Linked DNA regions of Homo sapiens: region 2 is linked to region 1. Evidence: chromatin loops called from intact Hi-C (ENCODE). Cell type or tissue: PC-3. All regions are shown on one strand. Each heading gives the region's core, and the rest is flanking DNA. Links, peaks and the distances in the headings are about the cores only.

Region 1 (4,968 bases), core at 1,239-3,738:
AGGAAGTTATTTTAAATTTCCATTAGAAGAAATTGAGTAAAATCGTGAATGAGGACTTTTTAAAAGAACTTAAAATAATTTAAAAGAATAATAAAAATATTCTATGTTGGGGCTATTTTTTAAAGATTATTCTGTTTCATTTCCTCTTGAGTTACTAAAGATGGCTATAAAACACTGTCCTTGAATGATGTAAATCAAGAATCAGTCAGCATGCTGCAATATTATAAGTTAGAATTAATTCTAAATTCCGGCTTCATGGAATTTTAAAGTGTGCAGAGTTAAAATGGAGAAATACAAAAAGCCATTGGGCACGTTTCGGTTAATTACTTCATTCTCATAATTTAAATATATCAGCTTTAGAAAGTCTCCATTTTAAGATTGATTGGAAAACAGGAATTGATTATTGTAGAAAAAGCCCATTCATCAGTGGTTATTCTGAAAAATATATGAGTTAAGTTGAGTTTTGTGTTTATTTTTTCTTCTGATTACAAAAGTAATACAGTCTAAAGTGTAAAACACTTTATATTGAGAAAATATACAGAAAGAGTGAAACTTTCTTATGATTGCGCAATCCAGAGATGGCCACTTTTAGCACCTTTGAATATTTCCTATGTTTATTCTCACTGAATTTATCCCCCACATGCAGGATCATGCTATATACAGAATTTTGTGTGTTACTTATCTCCGTCACTTTTTTCCTTCATATTTTTGGGCAGCCCTTCAGGTTTATTCTCTAAATCCCTGATTTTATTTTCCTCCTGTGCCAGTTCTTGTGTTTAATGCCTCCAATGTTGATTTTGATTTTGCCATTGTGTTTTCAGATTTCTTTTAATTTTTACTCATTTAGACAACCATTGTTTGAATCTCAGCCTGTTGCTTCTTCATCTCATACAAGATTACGGCATTTCAAAGAGACTTTGGAATCCTGTATGTTTTCAATACAAGTTTCAAAATTCTCCTTTACTTCCTGGTAACAAGTCTTTTTTCTTTTTTTAATCAAAAACATTCCATTTCTTTATTCACCACCATGTTCCTCTTTCCTTGATTTGATGTATTGCTTTTTCACACTTACAAATTTTAAATATTTAATTTCATCCCTGGATAGAGAAGGATTTGGGAGGGGCTGTCCTAGCTCTTGCTAATAGGCAGGGTAATTTTCCTTAGTCCCCTTATTCTTCATTTAGGTGGTGACAAAATTTCCCTAGTGAATACCGTGTTTTGATGACTCACATGGATCAATGTTCAGTCACCTCCTCTAGATCTTTTATCTGCAGTGCCCATTGGCTTGGTATCACTTCCTTTAGCTCTCTGAATTTTTAATTTTGTAAGTTGCTCTTCTTCTTCCAATTAGATTTAGACAAATTTCTATTTCCCAGTGACCTACATGGCAGTAGCACTCAATAAACCTAAACCCACAAACATATATCTGTGTTAAGGACGTTGAACAGATTGCCTTCAGAATTAACAGAATTGGTTTTCTATATTTCTATTGGCTTGACGAGCAATGGATGAAACTTATCGGAAAGAAAATGTATTTTTTTTCTTCTTTCATTTGACCTTTCTTAAGCCTAGATTTATGAATTTGGGCTTAAAGATAAAGCTGTTTAGAAGTAGTGCTGAACCAGGGACTTACTTTGTTCTTGGCTGATTTGCTGATTGCCTAAGCATTCAATTTTGTATTACTGTCTTGATACTTCTGTGTATTTTTTTTTACCTGAATTATTGCTATTGCAAAACTAAATGCTTTCTACTAATTTTACACAAAATTATTACTTTGGCAATAAGGATTTACTGTTCCTTATAATAATTGAACTATTTAAAGTTTTTAATAAAAGATATTCTAAAACAAGTCTTCCTACCACTTCAAATAATTCAGAAGTTGTTTGAAATGTACTCTTTTGACAAATATTAATAAACCTCTTCTTTATCATTTCAGACATATAGCTAGAATCAAGTACTGACTGACTCCTGTGGATGTGGAAATTGTTTTCCATGTTTTTGTAGCACACAAATTAGATTAATGTAATTCTCAGTTTCCACCTTTGTCAGAATTCTCACTGTAGAAAATGTGACACATACTGTATTTGGTAATAAGTAAGATTCGTGATTCTTACAGAATAGTAAAAAATCTCATCAGCTGAAGTCTCCCTATTGGCCTATTATTGTAAATTTTCTTGAATTTTAAATTTGGCTCATGTGTGTCTGTTGACTCTTACATAACCTTCTTCATACAAAATAAATTCAATTCCATCAAAATTTATTTTAGGTAACTACTAGATCACAAAGTGAGTCTCTGGTCTACCCAGAAAAAAGAGAAGGACTGTGGAAAACAATGGAAAATGATTTGAAATAAGCATCAAATATGTACAGTGCTCCCATTTGCACAGCTTTTATAGAAAAATGAGTAAATATCAGTATTGTGCTTATTTGAGTTTTACAGCCTGAGTTTTCCCCTGTCTGCCCTCTGGTGGGACTACTAATAACTAACTGGCAAGCTAAAATAATTATTGTAGAGAATGCATTAAAAAATTGTAGATAAATCAGAGATGAAATGAAATTCATAGAATATTACTTTTGCTTCACAAAGTAGGGCATATAGCATATTACTAACAGTGTGCTGGACGAACTAGATTGTGAAAAATGAATGGCTTCAATCACATGAACTAAGAAGAAAAATAATGAAAGAGGCTGAAAGTTACTATTTTACTTCGTGATGCGTATATGTTTTCCCTTGTAATTACTTGACAAAATAGTGATAGGAAAACCAATTACTTGACTATTTTGCCTTCCATGTGTGAAATTGTTGGCTTAACTTTTCTCTTTTTGAAAAAGGGAAGGTAGCTTTTTTTTTAACTAAATTTAATTAAATTACAATTTACTAACGTCATTCAGGTACATAATCTTCTCCCAAGATCTGAAGTGGATCAGTTATTTTAATGAAAAAAAATGCATATGATGTAAATGGCTAAATTTTAATATAGTCCCCAAATTATTTGCATTTGTGCAAATCTTTCTGGGTAAAAGCACTGATTTTTGTCTTTTTTTAGGAAAACTCAACTAAGATCTTTTGAAGTAATTCTGTAGTTAAGAAAAGCAAACATGATTTTTAAAAAATAATTTCAAATTCATTTTAGATTCAAGGGATACACATGCAGGTTTGTTACATAGATATATTGCATGATGCTGAAATTTGGAGTACCTGTCACCCAGGTAGTGTGTAGAGTACCCAATAGGTAGTTTTCAAATCTTGCCATCCTCCTTTGCTCCCCGTTCTAGCACTCCCCAGTGTCTATTGTTGCCATCTTTGCATCCATCCATACCCAATATTTAGCTCTCACTTATAAGTGAGAACATGCCGTATTTGGTTTTCTGTTCCTGGATTAATTCACTTATGATAATGGCCTCCAGCTGCATCCAGGTTGCTACACAGAACATGGTTTTGTTCTTTTTTGTGGCTGTGTAGTATTCCATGACATATTATGTACCACATTTTCTTCATCCAGTCTACCACGGATGGGCACCTAGGTTGATGATATGTTTTTGCTATTGTGAATAGTGCTGCAATGAACATGTGAGTGCATATGTCTTTTTGGTAGAACAGTTTATTTTTGGGGGGGGTATATACTCAATAATGGGATTACTCGGTTGAATGATAGTTCTGTTTTATGTTCTTTGAGAAATCTTCAAACTGCTTTCCACAGTGGCTAAACTAATTTATATTACCACCAACAGCGTGTAAACATTCCCTTTTCTCTGCAGCCTCGTCAGCATCTGTTGTTTCTTGACTTTTTAATAATACCCATTTTCGGCCAGGCGTGTTGGCTCACGCCTGTAATCCCAGCACTTTGGGAAGTCAAGGCAGGTGGAAAGCCTGAGGTCAGGAGTTCGAGACAAGCCTGACCAACATGGTGAAACCTCGTCTCTTCTAAAAATACAAAAATTAGCCAGGCATAGTGATGGACGCCTGTAATCCCAGCTATATGGGAGGCTGAGACAATAGAATCGCTTGAACCCAGGAGGCAGAAGTTGCAGTGAGCCGAGACTGGGCCATTGCACTCCAGCCTGGGCAACAAGAGCAAAACTCTGTCTCAAAATAATAATAATGATAATGATAATAATAATAATAATAATAATAATAATAATAAAATAATAATAATAGCCATTCTGACTGGTATGAAATGCTATCTCATTGTGGTTTTGATTTGCGTTTCTCTGGTGATTAGTAATTTGACTTTTTAAACATTTTTGTTGTCTGCTTGTATGTCTTATTTTGAGAAGTGTCTGCTCATTTTTTGCCTACTTTTTAATGGGGTTATTGGTTTTTTGCTGTTGAAAGTTCTTTATAGACTCTGGATATTAGATCTTTGTGGGATACTTAATTTGTGACTATTTTCTTCAATTAGGTAGGTTGTCTGTTGATTTTGTTGATAGTTTCTTTTGCTGTGCAAAAGCTCTTTAGTTTAATTAGGTCAATTTTCTCAATTTTTGTTTTTGATGCAGTTACTTTGGAGGACTTGGTCATAAATTTTTTCCCAACGCCCAAGTCCACAGTGGTGTTTCCTGGGTTTTCTGCTAGGATTCTTATAGTTTGGGGTTTTACATTTAATCTCTAATTCATCTTAGTTAGTTAGTTTTTGGCTATGATGAAAGGTAGGGGTCCACTTTCATTCTTCTGCATATGGCTAGACAGCTATCTCAGCACCATTTATTAAATCGGGAGTCCTTTCCCCATTGCTTATTTTATTGACTCTGTCAAAGATCAGATGACCATAAGTGTACAGTTTTATTTATGGGTTCTGTATTTGGTTCCATTGGTCTATGTGTCTCTTTTTGTACCAGTACCATTCTGTTTTGTTTGCTGTAACCTTAGAGAATAGTTTGAAGTCAGGTAACGTGATACATCTGGCTTTTAGTTTGTTTGTTTTTACTTAGGATTGCTTTGACTATTCAGGCTCTTTTTTGGTTCCA
Region 2 (4,968 bases), core at 1,310-3,809, 740 kb before region 1:
CCCTGGAAATATTCTTCCTAATAAAAGACGTTTTGTATATCTTAGGCATTTAGCAATACAGTACCAGTTTGATGAGATAGCTTATGCTAAAAATGAGATTTATGGTAAATGCCCCTTTTTGTTCTGGGATGTTGTAATCTAACTCAGTATCTGTGGTTGGTCACTTAGGTACTGCATCCATACATGACTGATTTCCAATAGAAATCCTGGACATCACGGTTCTGGTGAGATTCCCTGGTTGGAAATACTTTGCATGTGTCTTAGTTTGTTTCTTATTGCTATATCAGAACACCATAGACTGGGAAATTTGTAAGGAAAACAAGTTTACTTGATTCACAGCTCTGGAGACTGAGAAGTCCAACAGCATGGTGCTAGTATCTGGTAAGGGTCTTCTTGTTTATTATTCCATGATGAAAGAGCAGAAGAGCAAGAGAATATGTGAGAGAGCTTATATTTATAACAAAGCCACTCCCATGATAATGATTAATCCATTCATGAGGGTAGAGCCCCCATGACTTATCACTCTTAAAAACCCTGCCTCTTAATACTGTTACAATGACAATTAAAGTTCAACATGAGTTCTGAAAAGGGCATTCAAATCATAGCAATATGTATTGTCATACATCATTTCTGAGATAATTAAGTATATCCATGCAATTCCACTGGGAGAGGGCACCTGAAAATTTGTACTTAGTTTCGCCTAGACCTTATCCTAGGCACCTTTTTCTTTTGTTGATTTTAATGTTTCCTTTTGCTATAATAAACTGTAAATCTGTAGATAACAGCTTTTCTGAGTCTTGAGGGTAGTCTTTGGGACCCCTAACATAGTACCAAACATTTATATGGTGCTTACTACATTCCAGCCACAGTTCTAAGCATTTTAGCTATATTTACCCTTTTAATCTTTGTCTTAGTCTATTTTATGCTTCTACAATAGAATACCACAGATTGGGTAATTTGAAATGAACAGAAATATATTTGGCTCATGGTTCTGGAGGCTGAAAAGCCCAGATCAAGGGGACACATCTAGCGAGAGTCTTCTTGCTGTGTTATCACATGGCAAGAGATAGCAAAAGAGGCCAAGATGAGGTGAAACCTACTTTTATAAAAAACCCACTCCCACAGTAACAACCCACTCCCAAGATAACAACGTTAACTCATGCATGAGGGTGGAGCCCTCATGACCCAAATACCTACCACAAATACCTAGCATTAGGCTCCACCTTACAATTTTGTGGCATTGGAGATTAAGTTTCCAACACATGAAATTTGGATTTTGTGTTCAAAATTCCAAAATATTAGAACCATAGAGATCCTGAAAATCATTCTTTGAAGTAGGGAATGTGTTTAATTCTATTTAAAAAATCAGGAAACTGAGGTACAAGGGGAATAAATTATTTGTCTAAGGTCACAGAACCAATAAATGACAAAGTCCAAATCCAAACCCAGGCAATCTACCTCTAGAAGTTCGATGGATACCTGACACATTCAAATGCTGGGTTAAAGCACAGAAGCAGGGATGGAAAGCCCAAAGTGTTTTTGAATAATGTATCCATGCCGGTATTCACCAAAGTGTCATCACCCTGTCGTTCTCAGGTCATTCATACTCTCTATTTCTGTCCTTGACTTTCTCAGGTCATTCATACTCTCTATTTCTCTGCCTTGTTGGAAATCCTGGAAACTATGTATGTGTCTTTGTCACTGTGGGTCAAGTTTACCTCCTAAGTACCTATTCAGCCACAAACAGCAGACAAGCCCTCAAGCATTCTTGTTCAGAAAGCAGAATATGCCTATACTCTACCCCTTTACTTTTCTCTTTACTCTCACCTAGTTCTCTAGTTAGAGGGCAAGATTGGAGAAAAGCTCACTCTCCACCACTTGGAGTTCTCACCATTCCCCAGGGCATATATATTCATGAGGTAAATAAGGTTTAAAACGGCTAACTTATTTTTTCCATCCAAATGTACATATCTAATAAGTTGTAGAAATGGAATTGGAACCCAGTCAGTTTGAGTCCATAACCGGTACTGGTTAACATTTGCCATCCAGCTCTTTAATGCAGATAGCTAAGCTGTTCTTTAAAGAGATAGGCATTGGAGAGAATGAGGATAGAATTGCATCCATGGAAAAGGGAATTACTATAATACTGATTGTACTGTATACCCCTTACCTGATTTTAGAACATGTCTTCAAAAAGTGCTGGTGGGTGAAAGTGTATCTCAGTGGAACGCCAATCAAAAGAGAAAATTTTAAACCAGAAACGAAAGAGGTTGGGGGTAGAAAGAGGGAAGAAGCTGGGCCTCAGGCAGTAGAGCCAAATACTGGTAACAGAGCAGTGAGTGACTCACAAATGGAATGTTTTGGCAACAGAGGAAACCCTAGGACCTGGAGAGCTAACAAGAAGAGAGAGATCAGGCCGGAGCGGTGGCTCACGCCTGTAATCCCCACTCTTTGGGAGGCCGAGGTGGGCGGATCAACTGAAGTCGGAGTTCAAGACCAGCCTGACCAACATGGAGAAACCCCGTCTCTACTAAAAGTACAAAAATTAGCCGGGCGTGGTGGCGCGCGCCTATAATCCCAGCTACTCGGGAGGCTGAGGCAGGAGAATCGCTTGAACCATGGAGGCGGAGCTTGTGGTGAGCCTCGATCGTGCCACTGTGCTCCAGCCTGGGCAACAAGAGCAAAACTCCGTCTCAAAAAAAAAAAAAAAAAAAAAAAAGAGAGAGAGAGAGATCCTGCAAGCACTGACTCCAGAGTAATCTTGGAGTAGGAAACTTCTAGTTACCACGATAAATGCCACTGCTCAGCTGCAAGAAGAAACATGAGGGAAAAAGCCCAATCTCATTCATGGGCAAATAAAAGAAATACACCTAGTCCCAAATATTTGGATCTACTGATATATTGAAATGAATATTAACTTTAATAGATTAGAGCCAAAAATAAATACTATAGAAATAAGACAGTTATAATAGCTGATTTATTAACCATTTGCAGGCACTATTTTTTATTTTGTTCATGTCACTGAATATTATTTTATTTGCTTACAAAAATATAATTTTCTTGCGAGGAGGAAATTTTCTGTCTTGTTGACTGCTGTGTGTTCATTAACCAGAAGAAGAGTTGACACAGAATAGTGGCTCAATAAATAAATATTTGTTAGGTGACTAAGTGAATAATTAAATAAATGGTGGAGAAGTATTCCAGGGATTTGTCCTGAGCCTTAAGGGAGGGAGATTAAAATAGAAGGTGACAGGAATGAGAGAAAAGTAAAAATATTCCAACTCCAAAAAGAGAAAAGGCAGCCTCATCTTTGCCATGGCATTTGGATGAAGATGGGTGTTAACAGTCTCGTCTCACAGCGCTGAGAAAAATCATTACATGGCTTGGTCACAGTTCAGTGGCTTGAACTGATTGACTAGCCTGAGGGGAGAATGGCTGTATCTTGAGCCTGAAACACACAGTGGCTCAGTGTAACACTCATTGATAGCATCAGCCACTTTAAGAGAGAAACCCTACATTCAAAGAAAAGGATGGAGTTAAGGTGAGGATAAACAGAGATGTGATCATATTTGAGTCACTCACACAGAGAAAAAGAAGTTTGTACTGAAGCTATAGTAAGGACAAAAATGGTAGCATATTAGAAAAGGAAGTGATTTGAGCAATACTACAATTCTTGAAATTATTTACTGAAGGCTTCAGCCAGAAATAATTGTGCATTTCTATTGTTTTCCTTTTTGCTGCATTATTGATTTCTTTTTTATGTCTTTAGGCTGATGGACTGTGGAAGTATAGTTATTAAATTGTTCGTTCCCTAATGAGATGGGCTCTAGGTCACTGATTCAAATATCATTAACAGCTTTAAAGATAATTTTTACTTAATATGGGGAGTATTACTCATTTTCTTCCTTCTTTTTCTTCCCGTATCTTTTAGGTACATATGTAACATAGCACCTCAGGGTATAGAAAACCAGAAACCTCTGGCATTTTTTGTTAAATAACTGATATATCCAATTGTTTCTTCCAAAGAGGTGGGTATAACCTTCCTCTCCTTTCCATTTCAAAATTAGCTGCACATTCTTGGGACCATGTAAAATATTGACCCTAGCTGTGTTATGAAATAAATACCTTGAGAGGAAATTTGAAACCAGGAAAGAATTTTAGCCAACAGTTTGACATTGCCTTTGACTAGCTCAGGGCTCAGTTACTACATGAAGTCATTGTACCATTCAGATACAAAGGCATTTCCCACCAAGCTCTAAGGACATAATATCTGCAGGGTCCATGCTACCTGTTCTTAGACCTAGCATTGTCCAAGATAACTTTAGCTAAACTTGAGTGGTTGTAAATCAGATACTTTTATTCATGCTTTTTTATCTACCCAAAATGCAGACTTTCCTGGCATATTACTCGGTTCTTTCATTTGAAAATCTATTCTGCTCATTCCAAGCTATCTTTCCTCTTCTTGTTGACTGCCTTCCAAACCCTTCTTCTTTGTTCTCTGGGGTCACCATTCCACTGTCAATTTTTTTTTTCTGCATATTCGTTCTCTTCAGAGAAAATTCTCTCCACGTTCTTATTTTAAAGTAGTGTTTCCCAAAGATGATTTCAGACTATCCATGTATAAATATTTAAATTTTAATACTTGCATTTTATTTTAATGTATATTCAAAAAATATATATCCATCATGTCTGCACATACATATATTGTCATGTAAGAAATTAAAGGAAGTATTTTGATTAAAGAAAGAAGGGAGGAAGGTAGAAATTGACTTAAAGAGAAACAATGAGAAATCAGTAGTATACATAGAAAGTAGAAATGACAAAAATCTTGAATGACTCAAGTTTCAAAACTGCTATCTTAAGTAAAACTAATTTTCTATTGAAAACTCCAATTTCACTGTAACTTCTCCAGTGTATGTTCTACTTTCTCATATCCCAGCTACCACAGGGCCAGGAGGTGACAAGGTA

Evidence for each region. Hi-C counts contacts between places; a loop is a spot of excess contacts. Peaks named below come from ENCODE experiments on the same cell type or tissue, not always from the same donor. Only the 100,000 strongest peaks of a DNase experiment are listed, where the experiment ranks them.
Region 2: it touches region 1 in a loop (7-fold over the local background); 2 of 110 quality-filtered maps call a loop at or near these places.

The regions. Positions count from the first base shown.
Region 1 is chr3:175,143,981-175,148,948 of GRCh38, forward strand. All of the region lies in intron 2 of NAALADL2 (N-acetylated alpha-linked acidic dipeptidase like 2), which reads left to right. Among named protein-coding and RNA genes, the nearest start is that of NAALADL2-AS3, 31 kb to the left of the region's middle. In PC-3, for the core only: a CTCF peak has its summit at 2,454 (motif pointing left); no DNase peak of the experiment used is centred there.
Region 2 is chr3:174,406,129-174,411,096 of GRCh38, forward strand. No RefSeq gene overlaps it. Among named protein-coding and RNA genes, the nearest start is that of NAALADL2, 450 kb to the right of the region's middle. In PC-3, for the core only: no CTCF peak of the experiment used is centred there; a DNase peak (open chromatin) is centred at 2,353; H3K27ac peaks cover 391 bases.